Linked DNA regions of Homo sapiens: all the other regions are linked to region 3. Evidence: chromatin loops called from intact Hi-C (ENCODE). Cell type or tissue: heart right ventricle. All regions are shown on one strand.

What was found. Peaks named below come from ENCODE experiments on the same cell type or tissue, not always from the same donor. Only the 100,000 strongest peaks of a DNase experiment are listed, where the experiment ranks them.
Region 1: a loop joins it to region 3, with 5 times the contacts of the local background. A loop is called at or near these places in 18 of 110 quality-filtered maps.
Region 2: it touches region 3 in a loop (6-fold over the local background); 97 of 110 quality-filtered maps call a loop at or near these places.

Annotation. Positions count from the first base shown.
Region 1 is chr4:10,544,996-10,552,995 of GRCh38, reverse strand. All of the region lies in intron 8 of CLNK (cytokine dependent hematopoietic cell linker), which reads left to right. Among named protein-coding and RNA genes, the nearest start is that of ZNF518B, 92 kb to the right of the region's middle. In heart right ventricle, CTCF peaks have their summits at 2,951 and 3,154 (motif pointing right); a DNase peak (open chromatin) is centred at 3,132; H3K27me3 peaks cover 948 bases.
Region 2 is chr4:10,154,661-10,162,660 of GRCh38, reverse strand. No RefSeq gene overlaps it. Among named protein-coding and RNA genes, the nearest start is that of WDR1, 42 kb to the right of the region's middle. In heart right ventricle, CTCF peaks have their summits at 2,198 (motif pointing left) and 4,716 (motif pointing left); a DNase peak (open chromatin) is centred at 4,700.
Region 3 is chr4:10,399,896-10,407,895 of GRCh38, reverse strand. It overlaps LOC107986260 (a long non-coding RNA gene), which reads right to left and starts at 4,004. Exons shown (of 3, transcript XR_001741594.2): 1 at 2,762-4,004. In heart right ventricle, a CTCF peak has its summit at 3,942 (motif pointing right); no DNase peak of the experiment used is centred here.

The DNA.
Region 1 (8,000 bases), 150 kb before region 3:
CTTTTCTACTTAGTTTTTCTAATTCCATATCCTACATCACAATGTGAAGAAAAGGCCATTAATAATAAACATGAAATTGGTATAGTAAAAGCTGCTTGTATGGAAGGGACAGAGAAGATTATAATGCAGGATGAAAATGGGTACACATGTAACCGCCCGAGGGGTTCTTCCTGCCCACTGCATAAAGAGAGACCAGGGCACTGCCGTAGAGAAAGAGTTTAATAGACACGAGGCTGGCCACACCACGTGGGAGATGTTCATACACAAATCGTCTCATTCAAAGCTCATAGGTCAGCGGTTTCCAAAGGCAGTTTGGGGGAAGGGATGGGAGGGCAGGTAACAGGTGCTTGCTGCTGATTGATTGGGGTGGAGATGAAATTATAGGGGTTTGAAGCTGTCTTCAAGCAGATGAGTTACTTCTGGGTGAGGCTACAGGAGAGAGGTTGGCACTAAGGTGGAGGCATTGGGTTTAGGTGGAACCATGGGTGTCAGACACGCATGCAAAAAACTGGGAAAGATATCTCCAAAGGCCGATCTACAATAGTGGTGTTATCTGCAGGAATAACTGGGGAAGTTGCATGTCTTATAACCTTGGCAATAGTGGCTGACAATCGTTTATGTCTGCGCCTTAGCTGGACTCAGGCTGTTCTTGTCCCCCCAGCCTGATGGCTTCCCATTAGCTTTACAAAAGTGGTTGAGTTTGGGGCAAGTCCTATTATCATTTAAACTATAGCCTGAATGTGTTCCAAAGGTAGCTTTGCCCAATAGCCCAGGAGTAATTAAGGAAAAGATAAGATGGGGAGTGAGTTAGCTTGGCTTACTATTAATATTATAATTCTCGGCCGGGCGTGGTGGCTCACACCTGTAATCCCAACACTTTGGGAGGCTGAGGTGGGCAGATCAGGAGGTCAGGAGATCGAGACCATCCTGGCTAACACGGTGAAACTCCATCTCTACTAAAAAATAAAAAAGCACAAAAAATTAGCCCAGCGTTCTGACGCGCACCTGTAATCCCAGCTACTTGGGAGGATGAGGCAAGAGAATTGCTTGAACCTGGGAGGCAGAGGTTGCAGTGAGACGACATCATGCCCCTACACTCCAGCCTGGACGACAGAGTGAGACTCAGTCTCAAAAAAAAAAAAAAAAATTACAATTCTCTCACTGATATAATCTTTGCAAAGGCAGTTTTACATAGAGGGGAAATATAGCTTATTTCATCATAATTCAACCAATAATATTTAGTACCTCCTATGTGCTCAACACTAGGGCTGGCTATTTAGTTGTTCAATAAGCCCGTAAGCCCCATAATAAGCTCTCTGAACAGAACATTATACTTATGTTTTATTTCTGATTGTATTTCATAGTTATTTCTGATTGTATTTCATAGTGTTATTGCATGATTGTATTTCATAGTTAAAGGGTATTACAGGAGGGGGTGGTGGCTCATGCCTGTAACCCCAGCACTTTTGGAGGCTGAGGCCAGTGGATCACTTGAGCCCAGGAGTTTCGAGACAACTCAGGAGCCTGGGCAACATGGTAAAACCCCAACTCTACTAAAAAAAAATATATATATATACAAAAAAATTAGCCGGGCATGGTGGTGCACACCTGTAATCCCAGCTACTTGGGAGACTGAGGCAGGAAAATCGCTGGAACCAAGGAGGCAGAGGTTGCAGTGAGCCAAGACCACACCACTGCACTCCAGCGTGGGCAACGGAGCGAGACTTGGTCTCAAAAAAAGTGGGGGGGTGGTCTTGCATATATTTACCACAAATTGAACAGTAGCTAAGTGAAAAACAAATACAGAAGTCCTCCTTATCCTCAGTTTCACTTTCCACAGTTTCAGTTACCCATGCTCAACCAAGGTCTGAAAATATCAAGTGGAAAATTCCAGAAATACATAATTCATAAATGTTAACTCGCATGCTGTTTCTGAGCGGCACGATGAAATCCTGAGCAGTCTCACTCGAATCATTTCTTTGTCCAGTGTTTCTGTTGCGCTGTGTCCATTATCCACCGGTTAATTGCTGAGCAGTCATCTCGCCCACCAGATTCGCTGCGTGGAATCTCAGTGCTTAGGTTCAAGTCACCCTTATTTTACCTAATAATGGTCCAAAAGCGCAAGAGCAGTGATGCTGACAGTTCTGATTTGCCAAAGAGAAGATGTAAAGTGATTCCTTTAAGTGAAAAGGTGGAAGTTCTCAACTTGAAAAGGAAAGAAAAAATATTGTATGCTGAGGTTACTGGGATCGACAATAAAAATGAATCTTCTATCCGTGAAATTGGGAAGAAGGAAAAAAAAGTGTGCTTGTTTTGCTGTCACATATCACCTTTATCATAGGTCTGTATATTTAGGAAAAGCATAGGATATATAGGGTTTATTACTATCCTCAGTTTCAGACATCCATCGTGAGTCTTGGAACATTTTGCCTTAGGATAAGTGGAGGGCTGCTGTAACTTAAGTGTATGTTTATGTAATTTTTTATTTATTTATTTTTTTTGAGACAGAGTCTCCCTGTGCCGCCCAGGCTGGAGTGCAGTGGCGCGATCTTGGCTCACTGCAAGCTCCGCCTCCCGGGTTCACACCATTCTCCTGCCTCAGCCTCCCGAGTAGCTGGGACTACAGGCGCCCGCCACCACGCCCGGCTAATTGTGTTGTATTTTTTAGTAGAGACAGGGTTTCACCATGTTAGCCAGGATGGTCTCGATCTCCCGACCTCGTCATCCGCCCGCCTCGGCCTCCCAAAGTGCTGGGATTACAGGCTTGAGCCACCGCGCCTGGCCTATGTAATGTATTTTTAATAATGGCTGTATGTAAAGCCAGTTCACAGAATTTCTGAAAGTTTAACAACCATCCATTGCAAGCTGGCAGCAGCCACTCCAAAGAACAATCCCTTAACTCTTTTTCCTTCTTCAAGAGGTCTTACTTTAACCCTCCCAGAACACGGTGATATTGACAATGTCTTCATGGTTTCACCATAATAAGTTGTGGTGGAAACAGTCAAACCAAGGTCCATCGGATTCTGCAACCATGCTATGCCCACCTCAGTACATTACCTACCCAAAAGCAGTAACTTTGTGAGATCTGTCCTGAGACTGCAAAGCCAATGAGTCTCTGGGCAAATGGTGCTAATTACACGTTATGACCACCAGGTGGAGAGCATGCCTGGCTTCTCCAAGAGAAAACTGGAGATGGGAAAGACTTTGAACAACTGTTTGGGTCCTCTTGTTTGACAGAGAACTTTTCCTAGCATTTTAGAATATTTGTGTACTTCATTAGGGAGGTAAATTCCCGTTTTCCCTCTAATTTTTCATACTATAATAATAGTAGTAACTGCAGCTGTGCATTAAGAACCATGCCTTGAAGTGCATCAATTCATTTATTCCACACATGAATTTCCATGAAGTATAAATAAGCACTCCTTACTTCTCCAGATGGGGAAATTCATTCACTCCTCAATCCATTTGTTTATTTCATAAACATTCATTAAGCACGTGCCATGATCCTGCCCATAGTATGAACAGGATCAAGATTCAATCTTAACAAATTCAGTTCCAAAGCTCACCCTCCTTTAAATATCACAAATACTTGATTTATTATTGCTTTATTAAATAAGGCCCCCAAATTTTAAGAAGCTTTCTGGAATTTATCTGAATTACCATCAAAGCTGTATAATGGTAGACAAGTTACTTTGCTTGTTCAATCCAGTTTTTTTCACCTGCAAAGTTCCTTAAGTTCACCTTAACCTCTTACTTTGAAGGATTTTGGTTAGCTAAGCAATGATTAAGTGAAGCTCATGGTATCAGCACTTGCCAGTCGGCATATTTGATGCGGCTGAAATCCCCGTGGATTTTTGTAACTATTGCCGATATTATACTACACAAAAATCTTAAAAGGGAGGGAGGAATACTAAGTGAGGCTAGAAAAAATAATCCTACATTATAATGAAGACACAGGACACATGGACAGTGTATCATAAAGATTCACCCTGAGTAACACAAAAGACCCTGAGTGGCCAAGGCAATCTTGAGTAAAAGGAACAAGGCTGGAGCCATCACACTTCCTGATTTCAAATTACATGACAGGGCTGTCGTGGTCAGTGGTACACCAAACATGCACACAAGTAAGGCAGAGTGCAGAGCCCAGAAATAAATGCATGCATTGATTAAACTAATTTTTGATGAAGGCATCAGGAATACACAATGGAGACAAGATGGTCTCTTCAAATAGTGGAGAGACTAGATATTAATGTGCAGAAGAACAGGGCAGGACCTGTTCCTCTGCACAGGGCAGGACCACGTTCCTCACACCATGCAAGGAAATCAATTTGGGGTGGATTAAATCAACTTGGGGTATACCCAAAACTACAGAACTCCTAGAAGAAAACATAGGGAAAAGATCCTTGGCATTGTATCTTGCCAATGACTTTTTGGGTATGAGACCAAAAGGACAGGCAGCAAAAGCACAAATAAACAAGTAGGGCTACATCAAACTAAAAAGCTTCTCCACAGCAAAGGAAAGAATCAACGGAGTAGAAAGGCAAACTACAAAATGGGAGAAAATATTTGCAAACTATATACCTGATAAGGGTTAATGTTCAATATAGACAAGGAACTGATACAACTGAAGAGCTAAAAAATGAGTGACCTTATTGGAAGATGTCCAAAGGATCTGGGTGGACATTTCTCCAGGGAGGAAATACAGGTAGCCAACACATATATAGGAAGTGGTTCTCAGCATCACTGGTCATGAAGGAAATGCAACTCAGAGCCACAGTGAAATATCACCTCACACCTCTTAGGATGACTATTACTTAAAAAACACACACAAAAAACAAAAGATGGCAAGTGTTGGCAAGAATATGGAGAAAAGCGATCCCTTGCACACAGTTGGTGAGAATGTAAATTGGTACAGCCATTATTGAAAACAGAATGGAGTTTCCTCTAAAAAATTAAAAATAGACATACCTTATGGTTCACGAATCCAACTTTTGAGTATATACCCAAAGAATTGAAAACAGGATCTTGAAGAGCTCTCAGCACTCTGTTCATGGCAGCATTATTCACAGTAGCCAAGATATGGAAACAGCATAAGGGTCCATAGACAGATGAATGGATCAAAAAATTGTGGTATATACACACAATGGAGTATTTTTCAGCCTTAAGGGGAAGGAAATTTTTCCATTTATGACAATACTGATGGACTTGGAGGGCATTATGTTGGGCCAAAACAAGTCAGACGCAGAAAAATGATGCTGTAGAATCTCACTTACTTGTGGAACCTAACACAGTCAAACTCATAGAAGCAAAGAGTAGAATGGTGGCTGCCAGGAGCAAGGAGGAGGGAGACATAGGAAGGTGATGCTTAAAGGGGACAAAGTTTCAGTTATGGTGCACAAATAAATTCTGGAGACCCACTCTACCACATAGTGCCTACAGCTGATGACACTGTACTGTGTACTTAAAGTTTGCTAAGAGGATAGATATTATGCTAAGTGTTCTTACCAAAAAAAGAAAATAAAATAAAGTAACAATAACAAAAAGGGCAGGAGTCAACTTTGGTAAGTGACAGATATGTTTATGGCCTTGACGGTGGTGTTGATTTCATGGATATGTACTTATCCCCAAATTCAATCTTAATGTGTACAGTAAATATGTAAAGCTCTTCTATGTCAGTGATACCTTAATGAGGTGGTTTAAAAAAGATTCACCACAGTTAAGGCAAAGTTTTTGCGCCATTGTACAAGACCCCATGTGATCTGGGCACTCTCCCACCTCTGCCATCACCTATCTGGGCTTACCTCCTCCTCGTGCTCATCCCACCTGCTATAATTCAAGTGTCCCTTCCAAATCTCATGTTGAAACTTTGTCCCCAATATAGCAGTATTGACAGGTGAGGCATAAAGGGGTAATTGGATCATGAGTGCTCTGCCCTCATGGATGAATTAGTCCATTAATGGATTAATGGGTTAATGGGTTAATAGATGAATGGATTGTCATGGAAGGGGAACTGGTGGCTTTATAAGAAAAGACACCTGAGCCAGCATACTCAGTCGCCTTACCATCTGATCCCCTGCACTGCCTCAGGACTCTGCAGTAAGTCCCCTTCAGCAAGAAGGCTCTCACCAGATGCATCCCCTAAACCTTGGTTTTCTTAGCCTCCACAACTGAAAGAAATAAATTCCTTTTGCATATAAATCATCACCTAGTTTCCATTATTCTGTCTTAAGCAACAAAAAAAAACAGACTAACACAGAAAATTGGTGTCAAGAAGTGGAGTGTTGCTGATAATGAATACCTGAAAATGTGGAAAGCAGCTTTGGAACTGAGTAATGGGCAAAAGTAGAAGAATTTGTAGGAGCAGGATAGAAAATGTTTAAATTCTGGCGAAAGCTTAGAAGACAAGAAGGCTAAGTAAAGTTTGGAACTTCTTAGTGATTAGATAGGTGGTTGTGACAAGAATGCTGATAGAAATATAGACAGTAAAGGCCATTCTGATGAGGTTTGAGGTAGAACTGAGGAGCAAGATATTGAAAACTGGAATAAAGACCATTCTTGTTATAAATTGGCAAAGAACTTGAATGAATTGTCTCTATGCCTGAGGGTTTTGAGGAAGGCCAAACTTGAGAGTGATAAACTAGGATATCTAGCAGAAGAAAATTCTAAGCAAAATATAGAAGGAGCTGCAGGGTTATTTTGGCAACTTACATTGATATTTCAGAGCAGAGAAATAATTTACAGAATTTTTAATTAAAAGAGAAGTAGAGTGGATAAATTTGGAAAACTCAGCCTGGCCACATAGAGAAAAAGTCTTCAGAGGAGAAAACCAAGGGTATATCCCAGTGACCATTTGCTAAAGAGATTAACAGGGATAGAAGTGGGCTAGATGCTATCCCTCAAGACAATGGAGGAAGGACCCCAAAGGTGTTTCACAGATCTTGAGGCTGCCCTCTTATCACAGGCCTAGAGTTCTAGGATGGAAGAAAGGTTTCAGGGGATAGGACTGGGGCGCTGTCTACCAGCTCACTGCCCACAGCTACCCTGGGACTCTGCTTCCTACACTGCAGCACAGCACTTCATGGCTGCCCGGCTCAAGCAACCCCAGTTGAGGCCCTTGTACTGAAGCTCTGCAAGGTACAAGTTTTAAACCTTGGCAGTATCTGTGTGGTGCTAATTCTGCAGGCTTGCAGAAAGCAAGAGCTGTGGAGGCTCAGCAACCTCCAACCAGATTTCAAAAGACGTCAAAGGCCTGAGGACCCAATCAGAGACTTGTCACAGGAGTGGAGACATGCAAAAAGCCCCCACTAAAGCTATACAAAGCAGATATGTGGTGTTGAAGCTAATGGAGTCCCCACCAGGGCAATGCCTAATGGAGCCATAGGAGCAAGGCCACTGCAGAAAATCCCCACTATGGTAATGGGAGTGAGCCTGCCACCAAGACCCTTGAGCTGTACAGCTACTGGTGTGCATTGCCAACCTGGGAGAGCTGGGTGGACTAAGCACAACCAAGCTATAGGGGTGGGGTGTCCCGAGGCCTTGGAGGCCCTAACTCTTGCTCCAGTGTGCACAGAATGCCAGACGTGGAATCAAAAAAAAATTATTCTGGAACCTTAGGACCCAAATTCTTCTTTCTTGGGTTTCAGTCTTGGGTGGGGCCTGTTATCCCTTTCTTCTTGCCTCTTTCTCCCTTTTAGAATAGGAATGTGTACCTTATGCTTGCCCCACAATTGCATCTTGGAAGTAGATAATTTGTTTTGATTTCACAGGCTCACAGAGGAGACTCTGAACTTTGGACTTTTGAGTTGGTAGTGGAATGAGTTAAGAATTTGGGGCTACAAGGAGGAATGAATATATTTGTATGTGAGGACATGCATTTCGGTGAACCAGGGGTGGAATGCTGGTTTGAATGTCCCCTCCAAAACTCATGCTGAAACTTCATCCCCAGTGTGGCAGTATTGAGAGGTGAGACCTTTAAGAGGTGATTGTATGATGAGGACTCT
Region 2 (8,000 bases), 250 kb after region 3:
CCAATTATTTCATTCTCAGATCGCTGTAGAAAGTCAAACAACCCACTTGGCTCCTCCAGTATGGAAGTAGGCAGAAGTCCCCTGGGTTTGCTAGTACACATTGGTGTTAGACTGGTTGTTATAAACTTAGTTGTGTAAAGTCCAAGGTCCACCTGGTCTTCCCAAGAGGACACGTGTGTCACCGTGTGACTTTTCACATTGCACAATTGGTGTCTTAAGCCTATACCATGAACCACCTAGAACACATTACAGAATTCGTCCATTCACATTGTGTGCCAATCTAAAAACTTAAAGACAGAAATTTAAATATAGATCAAGGAGATACTTTGTAATGAGGTCAGCACAGAAGGTTTAAGGGAGAGGGTCCACTGGCTGGAGTACAGGAATGCCTTTTTTGTATGCTCTGGACCCTCTCCACCAGGCTCAGCAAGACTGACAAGTCTTACGTCCCAGTCTGACTTCAGCCCCATCCTGCCTCCTTTCTCTCTTCATGGGTTTTAATCTGAATATTTTATACAAACTTAGTGTTGGCTTAAAGTGTCCTTCCCCAAGCGCTCAACTACCCCACCACAAACCACCCACGGAAGTAGTCTCAGCCTGGTTCAAAGGAGCGAACAGTCAGGCTTGCAAGAGCCTCTTCCGTAGCCTGCCTCAGTTTACCAGCAGTTTCAAGAGACAGTTTGCTGCCAGGAAACAACCTATGACAAGCACAATGCACTCCAGTTGCAGTACCTACTTTAAACCAACAACTGTTCTCTGATGCTTCTCCCTTATTACCCACAATGACCCCGGATAGTGAGTTTAGAAGGCATTTACTTCCCAAACGTAGGTCCAAAGCAGACCTAGACAGTGTAGCTCCAGATACTTCCAGAGGACCCAACTACACTGCCAGGTCATGTTTGGCTCCTTTTGCCGGAAGGTGAGCAGGAACTGCTGCTACACTGGGCCATTTCTTGGTGCCCCCAATGCCTGATGGGTCAGGAGTAGCTAGGCCATTACAGCAAACATTGCCTGATAAGGACAGGCCAGCAGGGGCTCAGACATTAGGTGGTTGTTTGGTCACCTTTGAAACAAGCAACTTTGACAAGTATTGGCCAAGTGTGAGGGACTCTGAGGACTGACATTAGGAAAACAGATAATCTTATGGTCCTTCCAGACCAACTGCAGCTGCAGTTTAGGATTTGAAAATCATAGCTGCCCATCAACTGACAACCATGCCAACCTGTCAGCCATTTCATCAGACTTGCTGTCCAGCTGCGGAGTGTGGTTACCCAAGGGCTCCAAGCTCTTTGCTGTTATTCTTGGGATGGCCCCAAGCCAAACTGAGTCGAGCCATTTCTACCTCATGTGGAATTCCTGAGTGAATCCTGCTCTCGTGCTCCCTACTGGACTGGCAGGACTGGCTGATTCACATTATGATCTGACAGCTTCCCTCTTCATTCTAGGTCTTTTGCATTTCTAGTTCTCTCAGCATCTACTTCCTGGACAACTGAACAACAAAGCCACCATTAAGCATCAGTAGCAGTAAATGTAACATGGTGCAAGGAGGCGGAGAGAAAGATTTGGGACCGCCGCCTCTGTAGCCCAGCTAGAAATTTTCATCTCCTGGTGAGAGGTAAGCACACTGGCACAAGGATGGGGAAGACACACTGACAGAATGTAGCCTCACTTTCTTGTGCTGAGCACAGGTCCTGTGCACACCTGTCCATCCACTTCTGAGTCAGTAGGCTCCTTTTTCCAAGTTTGAGTCTCGGACAGTGAGTCTGGTTTCCCAAGGAGTAAGAGCAAGAGGCAGAAAGCCAACTTGTGTCTCCACACGTCAGAGAAGCAGCTCAGAATTCTTTAAACAAGTAGGATAACTTTGCTATGTGTAGGTATTGTCACTAGGCCACACACATGAGCATGTGGTGATTAGCAGTCAAGCCCAACAACCCTGTGGGCCTGTCAGCCTCAGTCAGGATCTGAACACAAGATCTCTGAAGATAATCCCAATGAAGAAAGATGGGGAAGAGGAAGTGGAAAACCAAAGCATAAGTTTATGAAGAATCAACTAAGAATATTTCAGTCATTTAATACTTCAGTCATTTGCAGAGAACCCTTACCCCGATTTTACAACCAAAAAAAAAGTGGCCAGCGAAGTCTCTTGTCCTACGTAACAAACAACTGGTTTCAAAACAAGAGCCATACTACCACCTAGAGGCACATACGATCTACACTGCCAAGAAACCATGATCCCTCTGCCCAAGTCACCTATTTTTAATCCAGAAAAAACAGGTGGAATCTCCCACTGATGACACCGAGCAGAACTCTCGTGCCCAGGAAGTTCTACTGGGTGGAGCTGGCCACTCTTCTGTAGTAATACAGGGGAATCCCAGCAAATAAGATGGCCCAAATAACTGTAGCCCCATGGGTTAAAGAGGATACCAAGCTGGGATTTGGGATATTCAGGTGACAGAGTGGCCTTTCTAGATGTAATGTTTCCTTATCCTTCTGCATGTCAGTATTCTCAAGCCTGAGATGCAAGAAAGCCAGCATGCAAGGCCCTTCCCTCTTGCACTGTGTTCATGGTGTGCAGGTAAAGAGGCAGCAGGAGCAACAAAAGGGCTTCTCTCACCATTTCAAGGACAGCAGAATGGGGATGTCATCCCTAGCAGCCTCAATTACCAGCAGAAGCTAGTCTTTCAGGAACAGGTTCTAATGTATGAGTCACAAGGATTGAGGGAAACAGGTACCTTCACTTCAGTTCCAGCATCATGGCCAGTGTTTCCCAAGTAATGGAGAGTTCTTATGCTCTCAACTGTGGCATATACCTTTTGCAATAGTGATCTCATCTCCACAAGTGCCCCCTGGGCAAGATATGCAGCAGCAAGCAGCTGCAGAGCAACCCAGGTCTCAAGTCCAGCAGCTTTGGGATGAGAAGTCTGCAAAAGTGTTTACTCCTGGGGCCAGGAATGCAATTCTATGAAATGGTGCTGGGCTTCTGGGAGCACTATCCCACAGGTCATCCCACAGCCATCCACATGAAGCTGGAGAAAAAGGACTCTGCAGAGCTTGCATGTAACAATGCTGACCTCAGGAAGACTGTGAGCTACTGATCTCTTCTGATAGGGCAGTGATGTCCCAAGAAGGCTCAGCTAGAGCACACGGCACAACACAAGCACCAAAGCAACAAGAACAACTCCCAAGTGTCAGCCATTACCAAATCCCAAGTAATCTGTGCTTCAGAAGACAGAGGTTCTGGCACAGTCCTTGCCTCAGACATTGTCTCCTCCTCAGCAGATATAACTAATACAAGAATATGAAGGACCCCACTGCTCAGCCTTTGTATGAAGGCGTCTCTAAGGCAGCTACTACAAAGTCATCTCCACGGACCAGGACAGCAGCCATATATCCTTTCAGAGAAAGCCCCACCAGACCTTGATGGAAGGGCACCCCAACATCTGCCTGGCCTGCATACACTTAGGGCATAGTCACCTGACGCTTCTCCATTGAAAATAGGAGATGTCAAGGGAGATGCAGCCCCAGCTGTTGCCCTGTCAAGAGCCCCAGGAGGCCTCTGTGCTGGAGCAGGTGTGCAACCCCCACCACCTTTGCTGAGAGCTGCCTGGGACTAGTGTTTTGAACGAGTCACCTGTGGACATGGACCCACAGAATCTGAGGGGACCCACAGAATCTGAGGGGACCCACAAAGGAGCAGCTGAATGGCATGGTTGACCTGAGTTTTTGAAAAAAGCCCCAACTTTGAGACAATTTTCATGATTTTGGGCTTTAGGATGTGGAATCATTTCTCAAAGTATTGTGGAGAGTTCTGTCGTTTCGAGCAGGTCCTGCTAGTGCTGCCATACATAGCTCATCAGGCCAGCCTACATAACTAGGAAACACCGCTCACACAGCAGTGCCAGCCTTCTAGGTGAGCAACACTTCCTGAAGGGCAGAGTTGCCTAGGAGGTGCTTTTATGTAAAAGCATGTCCATCATGGTTTGTGTTCTTTCCACTTTACTTGACAATAGTTAATGTAGTTACGAAATGTTATAATTTAAGCAATACAGTTACCAAGTAAAAACGGTCTTTTATTCTTGTTCTCAGTCCTGAAGACTATAAACTCTTTGTATAAATTATGTTGTAAGGAGTTTAAGTCTGTTGGATGTTTTTCAAGTTTACATTCTAACCAATGTCATGTGATACTAGTCTACAGAACAAAGCAGGCTTTGTACGTATTTCCACGGCAAAAAATAGTTCATAAGCCAAGCTGATTGTGTTCATGTTTTCCGTGAAAATTACTGCAAACAAACTTGGTACCTGGGATCACGTGATTGTAACATGGGATGCTCGCCTAACACTGAGAACATTTGCCTGCTTAGCACGGTGCCCGGCCTGGTGGGTGGGGGTGGGGGTGGGGGTGGGGGTGGGGGTGGGGGTGGGGTGCGCAGAGCAGCCTCTAAGCACTGAGCTCAGACTCCTGCCAGGCAGGAGAACCTGGGCTCTCCTGCTCATCCATGGCTGCCTCCCCAGGCAGGAATTGTCCACATTTCAGAAGCCATTTGTTCAGGGGGATGGCATTAGTTCACACAGGATCCAGACGAATCTAATGAAAATGATAAGAGTAACAAGAACTCCTCCCCCAGTGTATTCCTCAAATCCGTCCAGGAGTTCCAAGAGCCATCAGCTTGTTTCCATTCTGGCCCTTGGCTGAGGGTCCTTAAGCACCACCTGGTGGCCATGAGGCATCACAACAGACAATGAAATGGTAAGTTCTTAGGAACTTAGCATTCTGACATCACCCCACCCAACAAAGATCATGTGCCCTAGCAACAATGGAACTTTATTATTTAGAAGTCACCCCTTCTCCTAGGAAAGGAAAAAGATATATCACCCATGCTCAAAGAAAATGAGCCAAACTTGAGTTTAGGAGATGGCAGCCACACACAGCAGGCTGTCTTGTAAGGGGCACAGCAGCAACCCCAGGCCACAGAGGGCAGAGCCTCCAGGACCCATCACTGGAGATGACTGCCTGGGCAGACTCACTTCACCGTTAGAGAAGTGTGGCCTTCCCTGGTGGCTCTAGGTTCACAGTACACAGAATTACCTGCTTTGAGGCAACGCTTCTCTTACCAAGTAGTGACTTAAGAAACAAGATGTATGTAATACTAGTGCCTGGGAAGGAAAAACCACCAAGTATGGAAGAGATCAGTTATGACAGCAGACAGCCTCTTTCACAAAGTACACTGAAGGATTCCCGGGTCACTGCCTAGGATGGCTCCTCCGGCTGCATTCCAAGGTAAAGTATTCCCATCAGATCCCTTTATCCCTAGAGTCCTCAAGGCCACCTCCAGGAACCCAAGGCTTCTAGTCCTTTTCCCAGGAAGCCAGGCTGGCTCCTTTGTCTACAAGCATGATCACAGCAGCCCCAGGAGCCATTTCTAGAACAGGTCAAGTGCTGACTGCCAGTGATCAGACACTGTACCTGAAAGCTGAACCCCCCTCTTCCTGTCATGGAGTTTGCTTCTTCCCTGGTCTCCCCCCTGCATCGACTTTCATCCAATGCACCTGCTGCTGGCTCAGTCCTCCTGGGGCCACATGTAGCTCCTAAGGATTAAGACATATCAAACTCCAAGTTGGAAATGCTAAGAAACAGTTGTCCAGATCAGGCTCCCCTTGTCATGCAACAACAGGATAGAGTGGTTTCTGTAGTTCAGTCCCCTTCCTTTAGGGATTAGAAATAAAAGATGGGAAATGAGGCAGAGCAGCATTCACTTTCCATTCCAAGGTGTCTTGACAAGCAGAGATGGTCTTGTTGGAAAGCCCATAAGCTCTTCAGTTGGGAGAAAGCCGACAGTTAATGTTTTCTGAGAATGACTTTCATTGTATTTAAGACACTAAAACGTACTCAATAACAGCATAGTCAAGTAACAAGCGAGTTCAGGTGATGACTCCTATCTACTTCCACCTGGAACAGATGAGACATTTGTCTAATAGAAAACATCACATCTTCTATAGTCTTCATTGCACATTTAAGTCAAAGGATTTTGTACAAGTTTAGTCTTTCCTCACAATTCACCATGCAAGTTCAGAAAAGCAGAACTGATGTGTCAAAGGATGTTAGGAAAACCCTGGTTGGCCCGTAAGTTGCTTTTGTAGTCCCACCCAGCCAACCATCCTTAAGAGGGGAATCACACAGCCCAGCCTCAGCACAATCAGCACTCCACTGCAGAATTCTAGGGATCAGGCTGGAGCCCAGCGGCGGGCACTGGAAGAAAGTTAGAGTCCTACGGGCCCCGCCCCCACCCCACCCATGACTGCTTCTCCCTCTGGGAGGGCAAGAGATTCAGCCCCTTCTTCAGTCTCCCTGCCAACAGATTCATCTCCCCTGGGCTCTGCAGCATGAAGACTGTCAGCCCATTCTCTCCAGTCCAAAGGCTGCTCTTGAGGGATCATTCTACAGGAGCAGATTCCCATCAGAAGGGATTTCATCCTAGGGAATGCACTAAACACCAAATCCTTGGAGATGCTCTGGTCCTCCAGGAAGTACGTGCCCAGAAGTGATGTCCCCAGAAGTGATGAGGGCACCCTATAGTCCTAGGGAGGAAGGGGTAGATGAGCAGGCCATAGGAACCTTCCCTTTTCCGCAGGGCCACTTCTTATGGGCCCACTCTGCCTTCAGATGAGCACATGGAGCTTCTAATTCCCAGGGTGGCCCAGGGAAAGCAGACCTGTTTTTAGAAGGCTCCTAAGTTTAGGACATCCTGCCTCTATTAGCAGCTGCCCACAATGACTATCAAGTTATCTTGGTCAGAAATACTTCAATGGCTTCCACAGCCCTTTCTGGGTCCTCTTCTCACCAGGGAAGATAAAGCTTGGGACCACTATCCAAAACCTCCCAGTTTCCCCCGAAACATTGCCACCCAGGGAGGTTAGGATGTCAAGGACAGGGTTTCATCTGCGAAGATTATGGAATATGCCCCTCCTTCCCGATAACTAAGCAAGGAAGGTACGCCTTCAGCAGCTAGTCCATCATGCCTCCCAAAAAGTGGGAGGAAAGCACTCAAGCCTAACTTCTGAAAGGTGGGATGAAAAACTATTCTGTTGGTTCTGAACAGTCAGTTCCCTCTGAGGATGTCTGGATGAGGGAGAAGCGGAGGGGAGTGGTCAGACCTCAGCAGACCACTTTCATGTTCCAGGCCCCAGAACACCACGAGGAAGAGGGGAGAAAAGCTCTTGATGCTAAGTCCTCTTTCAACCCCAGCAGATGAAGGAACAAAGGAGATGGAGGAGGAGCACCACTCACTGAATCCTGCCAGTGAGGGACAGAACAATCCGACATTCCTCAGTCATTTAAGACACTAAAGCAGCGTGTTATGTACCACAAAATCCAAGTCTAAATCTAGAACAGCCTGTGGGACTGAAGCCTCCATCTCCAGTTCCTTAGTGAGCTTATTCTTAAGTGCATACAAAAGCCTCACTTTCCTCCACTGCATGTGCAATGTGCTACTCAATTCATCTCAAAACCCTTCAGGCCATTGAAGGGTATTTTGTATATCCCCCCTACCTTCCAGTCACTCCTGTGGAGAACAGAGTAGCCAAGGGGTCATGAAGCAGCATCCTCTGCTCAGAAGCCTGCAGGGGGAAAGCTCACTGCTACATGATTGAGATCTCACCAGTGCTTCATGCTGAGCCACAGGTCAAGACAAAATGTGTTATGCCACATTGTTCATCTGTAGGAGAAAACATGGATGTTTGTTCGTAGGAATGAGCTGTTCCTTAGGACAGACATGACAAGGCATACCAGCCTTCATTCTATCTCCGCTAAATGGGGTTTTCCTGCTCTTTGAAGAAAGCCCCCCTAGTTCTTAGAGATGACCAGTTGATAGCATTCTGATACCTGAAGTCAAGCAGTTGTCAGGGTAGCCCTTATGGTACTTGATCAGGAGCCAGGATAAAACAGCTAGAGCATCCAGGCACTCTCGTGTTAATGTAAAGGCCCATTCAGTTTAAGAGGAATG
Region 3 (8,000 bases):
GTGAGCCATGTGGTTTTTTTCAGGAGCCAGACTGGCAAATGAAATGGAGATGTAACGGGGAACAGCAACCTTATCTCCTTAAAATCTTTGAGCTCAGCACTCCAATGACACTCCTTGCCATTCCACCCTACATAATATATTGATGTATATTTACTGTCTTGGCCTGGAGGTTGGGTAACTTCAGAGGGTTCCACGTAGCTGTTCTGATTACATAGGTGTACTCCACAGTTCAAGGACTTAGTGTGAGTGTTCTGCCAGTTACTAGGTATATCCATCCTGATCAATGCACTCAGGGATCAGGAAAATCAACACAGGTGAGTCCATGAACACACTGACGCCCTGTGAAATGGATTTAGGCCAGGACTCTGTTTGCCACCTGGCCTCTATTTACCTCCTCCAATCTAAGAAGGAAGCATGAAGGCATATTAGCCCTCATGGTTTTAGCATCCTCTTAGTCCCTATATCCAACTGCCCTTGAAAGATATGGGTATTTCCCTTCCCCCATTGTACAGATATGTTGATAAAAGGCTGTAAGTTCCTATGAGGAAGGACTGGGAAATTAACTAGTGAATATACTTGATGTCCTATTGCAGGGTCTTTCCTCAAGGAGATTCAGGCTTCTGTTGAATCAATGGCTCTGTTCTGGAAATTAAGAATCATGGTTTTTCACTGGGAAGGCTGATGTCAGTCTGAGTATTAGTGAATCTATTAGTACTTTTTGTTGGCTGTCCATTGACCTTGCCCCTAACAACTTGGCGGTGTGTTAACTATCACTATAGATTCCTACAGGTGAGGCCTCCTGGTTGTGATTCTGTCCTTGTTGCCTATTTCTACATGTGTCCACCTTGCCTCTGACAGTTTAAGCTGCCACCAGGCCCTCCTACTCCTAAAACCTATCCTTCTTCTTAACACTAAGCTGCCTGGTGCTAGAACAGCCTCCTGGACTGTCTGTCAATCTTGGCCACGGGGCATATCTGAGTTCCCTAGAAAATTACTTAACTATGTGCTTCTCAAAGTGAGAATAAATCAAGTAAGAATAGAACAAAGGCAGGATGAGGGAAATCCCTAGGTGTGGTGAAGGGTCGAAGCCCTGGAAGACATCTGTAATGCGCTCATCCCCATGCTTGCATCAGGGAGGGCAAGCCACTTTTCCCAATCCTTAGCATATCTTGAACTAAACTCACTTAAGTCCTATTTTCTACCACCACATTGGACTGACACTCTCTGAAAAGCTTGGAATTTTCCCCACAACCGACTTTAATTCTGAACTCTCTCAAGCAATTTAGACATTCTGGCCTGAACTGTCAGCTGTCACCTCTTGAGCCTCATTGTTTGAGAAGCAAGGCACATGGCTGTGCTCAGTAAGAAATGCATCTGGCAATTTTGCAACATACCACACCTACTGGATGTAGTCAAGGTAGGGCTGGCTGCAAGATAAACACAGGATGTTCAGTTAAATCTGAATTTCAGATCAACTACTTTTTCTAGTATGTTCTAAATAAGTACATTCTAAATATTGCATGGGACATGGTCTATCAAAGGAAAACTCCATTCTTTATCTGAAGTTCAGACTTACCTGAGCATCTACTTTTTTTTTTTTTTTTTTTTTTTTTTTTTTTTTTTTTTGGAGATGGAGTCTTACTCTGTTGCCCAGGCTGGAGTGCAGTGGCGCAATCTCTGCTCACTGCAACCTCTGCCTCCTGGGTTCAAGCGATTCTCCTGCCTCAGCCTCATGAGTAACTGGGATTACAGGCACACACCACCACGCCTGGCTAATTTTTGTATTTTTAGTAGAGACGGAGTTTCACCATGTTGGTCAGGCTGGTTTCAAACTCCTGACCTCGTGATCCACCCACCTTGGCCTCCCAAAGTTCTGGGATTATAGGCATGAGCCACCACGCCCAGCCGAGCATCTGTATTTTTATTTGCTAACTCTAGAAACCCAAACTGGGAGTGGCTTCAGTACACACAGTTTTGAGGCAACATTGAAGCAAACAAATAACATTGAAGCAAACGGTTTTGTCAGAGGCATTTAAACCAGAGCAACTCCATCTTAAATAGGAGCTGGGTAAAATAAGGCTGAGACCTACTGGCTGCATTCCAGATGGATAAGGTTGAGGCATTCTAAGTCACGGGATAAGATAGGAGGTTGTCACAAGATACAGGTCATAAAGACCTCGCTGATAGAACAGCTTGCAGTAAAGAAGCCGGCCAAAACCCGCCAAAACCCGCCAAAACCCACCAAAACCAAAATGGCAACAAGAGTGACCTCTGCTCATCCCTAGGTGTGGTGAAGGGTCGAAGCCCTGGAAGACATCTGTAATGCGCTCACCCCCATGCTTGCATCAGGGAGGGCAAGCCACTTTTCCCAATCCTTAGCATATCTTGAACTAAACTCACTTAAGTCCTATTTTCTACCACCACATTGGACTGACACTCTCTGAAAAGCTTGGAATTTTCTGCTCATCCTCACTGCTACACTGTGTGTTGCCAGATTCTGTACAAATTTGGTATACAGCTTAACAAGCAAAGAACTGTAATAATACAGTTATAGCTCCTCACCCCCGCCATCCCCAAAAGAAGATAGGTTTGGTTTTCTATGGTTCATATAACCCCTAAGCAGTGGAAATGTGGGACGAGATCCCATGCATTTACATTCTAGTCATGTTAGGGTTCCCGAGAGAAACAGGACCAATAGAATATAGATAGATGGATGCTAGATATATGAATACATATACAGAAAGATGAGAGATTGACTCACAATTGTAGAGACCAAGAAGTCCCATGATCTGCCATCTGCAGCCTGGAGCCCTAGGAAAGCCAGTGGTGATTCAGCCTGGGTTCAAAAGCCTAAGAACCAAAGGAGCCACTAAGCAAAGAAGGTGGATATCCCAGTACAAGAAGAGAGCAAATTTGCTTTTCTTCTTTTTGTTCTATTCAAGCTCTCACGAAATTCGATAATGCCAACCCACATTGGTGAGGATGATCTTTATTCAGTCTGCTGGTTCAAATGCTAATCTCTTCCAGAAAGATCTTACAAGTAACATCCAACTGGCCACCTGGGCATCTCTTAGCCGTAGCAATTAACCATCACGCTAGTTCTGTCATTCATTGGCCACATGACCTTGAATACACTTAGCCCCTCTCTGTGCCTGTTTCCTCATCTATAAAATGAGAATACTAAAAGTTCCCACCTCATGGAGTTGATATAAAAATTAAATGAGTTAACACATGTAACACACAGAGCCACACCTGGTGCATAAAGTCTCATTGAAAGGTAGTTGTTACTGTTGTTGATCTGTGTTTACACTCTGCTGAAGTTGAAAAATCTCATCACCTGACTCCTTTCACTTCCTTGCTTCAAATCTATTTGGGAGAATGGGGCTAATGTGGAGTTTATTCCAAAGGTGCTAGTGAATTTTTAATCAACTTCCTTTATTTCTTCCCAGTCTGAGTTTCAAAAGCAGCAGCTAATATTTGTTAAGTACTAACAGGTACTGTCCTAAAAACAAGACATAGCTCATTTCACTAAATCTCCCAACAATCTAAGAGGTTTCCACCATTATTATCCCAATGTTATACATGCCGGGACTTCGCCTCGGCACCCAGCTAGGAAGTGGGCATGCTCAGGGTTGCCTCCAGGCCAGTGTTTCCCCCAGGGCTGCTAACTATGATCCTACTATTAGTTCTCCTCATACCATCCCTTCTTTTCACCATGAGGCTTATTCAAATCCCACCTGACCTGTAAAGTTGAGCTCTACCCTTTCATATAAGTCAGAGTGGCCTCTGCAAGGCTATTTTGACCTTTTTGTTTTTATATTCTGCGTCTTTTCACTTGGAAAGTGAGGTCAAAGGGACAAGAAATAAAGCAAGCAAACTTTTGTTATTTTGAAGGAAACACCTTCCTCCTGGAAATCTAATACCTCCTATTTCCCAGATCTGTGCAGCAGATGGCAGTGTTCAATTAGTCAAAATAAAGTTCTAGCCTATGGACTTGCTGTTTAGTTCTAAATTGCTCCATGACCCCTCAGTGCTTCCTGGTGGTACTTTATAAACTGTCAGCTATTTTAAATAGTATCACTGTATTATCAAAGTCACCCAGAGTGCCAGGGGAGATGTGAATTAACTTCACAGTAGTGACAGGAAACTCAAAGTCGAGTGCAATATTGAAAGTCGCAGAAGCAGTAAGTGGCTGACCCAGAACCCAGGTCTTCTGGGTTCAGTGTTAGCACATCACACCTCTGTGAATTAAAGGAGTTTTAAAGATGATGGGGATGTTTATTTCAATCTTCCTCCTACATGAGAAACTCTTGTCCACTGGGCCACGCCCCTGTCCAGCCTTCCGCCCTACCTCCCATTATATGTTCTATGTTGCTATACTATCTCAAAACAACTATTCTAAAGCTAGTTTAATGACATTAGGTGTATTCAAGCAGAAAATATAAAGGAGGGAGAAATTAAGTCCTGTGATATCAGTCTCTCTAGGCATTAACCCAACAGGGTTATTTTTTGAGAGCTTTTATGAAATCAATTCTATTTATCTATTGGTAATTTACCAATATCCTTTTGCACTTTTAAGTGGTTGCTCTAGGAGTGACACTATCTGTGCTTAACTTTTTACAATCTACTTAGAGTTGATATTTAGGCCCATTACAAAATATGTAGAAATCTTGTAAATATGTATTCATTTATCTACCACTATCTTTTTTGATATATTTATTATGTGTATAATATCAATATACATTATAAACCTCATAGGACAATAATAATTTTTGCTTTAAAGAGTATTGTGTATCTTAAAGGAAGAGGAAAAGGTCTTTACCATTTAGTTGTCAATTAAGAATAACAATCTAATTACCCATATACTTACCATTTCCAATGATGCCATTCCTTCCTGAAGATTCAAGTTTTCCTCTGGTATTCTTTCCCTTCAACCTGAAGAAACTACGCTGGCATTTCTTATAGTATGGGGATGCTGACAACAAATTCTCAGTTCTCTTTTATCTGGTAATGTCCTTATTTCATCTGGAAGGACAATTTTGCTAGATATGGAATTCTGGATTGACAGTTGTTTTTTCAACACTTTAAAACACTGTTTACTTCTCTTTTGGCCCCCATAGTTTCTGATTAGAAGTTGGTAGTAGTTTTAATTATTGCTCCCTATATATTGCATGTTTTTCTCTGTATGATTACATCTATCCTTGGCGTTCCCCAGTCTAAGATGTGCCTTGCCATGATTTTCATGTGTTTATCCTATTTAGGGTTTGCTGAGCTTCTTAGATCTGTACAGTTATATCTTTCCCTAAATTTGAAAATGTTTCTGTTGTCATTTCTTCAAATATTTTTACCTGCAATTCTCTGTTCTTTCTCTTTAGAATTCCTGTTACCTAGATATTAGCTTTTTCAATATTGTTCCACAAGTTCCCGAGGCTCTTCATTTTTCCAATATTTTTCCCTGTTCTTCAGGTTCGATAAATTCTATCATTCTATCCTAGAAGCTATCAACTCCTATTGCTTACAGGAGTTTTCTTTTTCTCTGGAAGCTTTACCAGGTCTTCAATTCTATGGAAAAGTCTTGACCCCTTGACCCATCATGGGCCCAGGCCATTATGCTGCTGTCAGGAGCTATTTCCAAAGACCTCATTGACTCATATCAGGAGAAAACCAAACCAAGTACCAAATTAATACATAGCAGAAGCTATTCACAAACTTAAAGATGACCTACAAGTTCATTCTCAAGGAGATCACAGTCATGACTGCAGCAGTTTCCCAATTACAGAGCCTCTCAAGTGCCTTATTTCCACTGGGCAGTGAAAAAGAAAACCTTGAGTTCACATAATCTAGTATACTTGCCACCTCTTCATTTAAATGGTCTCTTTACTTAGCTCAGTTGCTGCTTTGATAACTCAGTGAATTCTCACTCTTACAGAGTTTGACCTCTTCAAGTTCTCCAAAAGAGAATCTGAAGACTCCAATGAAATGTCCATAAGATCCTGGTGATGGGGATGGGAGACACAAGATCTTTGCACCCTCCATGGTCTTGCTCTGGATTCTCCCTTTACAACAGACTAGTAGGACTGGGCTGCTCTCTGGACTCAGAAGAGTGATTCATCCAGTTTAGATTTTGGGGAGAATATATGGTTCCAGAAATTTTCTGTTTGAAGGCCCCTGTAACTAATGGCATTCCACTTCTCATTGAGCCTCTGTCAGCGCACTTTCTAAGCATTTTAGTGCCCCATTATGGCCAAGCATTCTCTCAAGCTCACCCATTTCCTACCTTTAGCCATCACTTAGCATTATATGAGAAGTAGGTGCATGTGATGTTTCTTCTAGTGTTTATAGCCTATGCTAGAAGTCTTATGGAGGTGAGTCACTTCTAGTGGTCCTCCTTTTAGGTCCCTGATCAATCTGGCCCAGTTATTCTCCACTGCCCTTGAGTCCATGTATATTCTTACTTCAGGCCACTTATGTCTTTAACCAGGTATATCACCCAATTCTCTGCTCCACTGTTTTTCAGGCCACCTCTGAGCAGGGGTCTCAGGGCTGCAGAAGTCTATTTGTAATTGGTACCCACATACCAAGCCAAATTATCCAAAGGGTGAGTTTTTTTTTCCTCTATTAGCTGGTTACAGGGAATCCCTCCCCACCCCAGTCCCCAGAGAGCTGTATGAGCTACTCTATAGACTATTAAAAGGAATTATACTGGAAGGAGAACTCCTGACACTGCCTCATCAGCAAACTGTGGTTGCTAGTCCACATTCTCCAGAGTCAGTATGAAATGTGGCCTATCAAAGTCTTGTGAGCCTGGATGTAAGAGAATCTAAACAAGACCCCTAGAGATCATGGCAGGCTACATGGTCATTTCAAGTACCACGATGCCATGTACCATGCTCAGTTTCTACTAGCATGTGGGCCTAGAGCAACTCATGCATTGGCATAAAAGGCAAGCACTGGGGATGGGTTCAGGTACTGTTAGTTTGCATCTGCATGCCTTCAAATAAAACTAAAGCAACAACCAGAACAACAACAACAAAAAAAAAAACCACAGGTGAGGTAGAGCAGATCTGAAGTGGCTAAGTAGTTTCTGGTCCATAGGATTACCAAAGTTAGAACTCAGGGATTGGGTTAAATAACATTAAATAAGGCTGAGAGAAATAGTGAGCTAGAAGATGGAGCTGAAGAAATTGCAGTGTAAAGACAGATCAAAACAGGAGAGAGACTTTGGGAAACATGGAAGACTGAGTAAGAGTGTCTTTAAATGTCTATTTGGAGTTAAACAGCTTAAAACACAGGGCAAAGGCAATACTATTTGAGACTGAAGAGATAATTACCAAAAATTCTCAAAACTAAAAAAAAAACAAAACACCAATCCAGACTTGTGAAGCTTAACCAAATCCCAAGCCAAATAATAAAATAGAAGTTAGCGGGCTGGGCGCAGTGGCTCATGCCTGCAATCCCAGCACTTTGGGAGGCCAAGGTGGGTGGATCATGAGGTCAGGAGTTCGAGACCAGCCTGACCAACGTGGTGAAACCCCATCTCTACTAAAAATACAAAAATCAGCTGGGCATGGTGGTGTGCACCTGTAATCCTAGCTACTCAGGAGGCTGAGGCAGGAGAATCGCTTGAACTTGGGAGGCAGAGGTTGCAGTGAGCCGAGATCATGCCACTGCACTCCAGCCTGGGCAACAGAGCAAGACTGTGTCTCAAAAAACAAAAAACAGAAAAACAAAAAAAACAAAAAAAAAACAAAAAACAACAACAAAAGGAAATTAGCTACCAAGACACATCCTAATGAAACTGTAAAGACAAAGGCATGATCTTGAAAGCAGCCACAGAGTAAATCATTCTTACTTAGGAAATATAAGTTGACAGTGAGTAACAACAACAATGAAAGCTACAAAGCAGTAAAATTGTATCTTAAAAGTGATGAGGAAAATTTATAATACAGTCATGCATCATATCATGAAAATTCAGTTAATGATGGACTGCATTTACAATA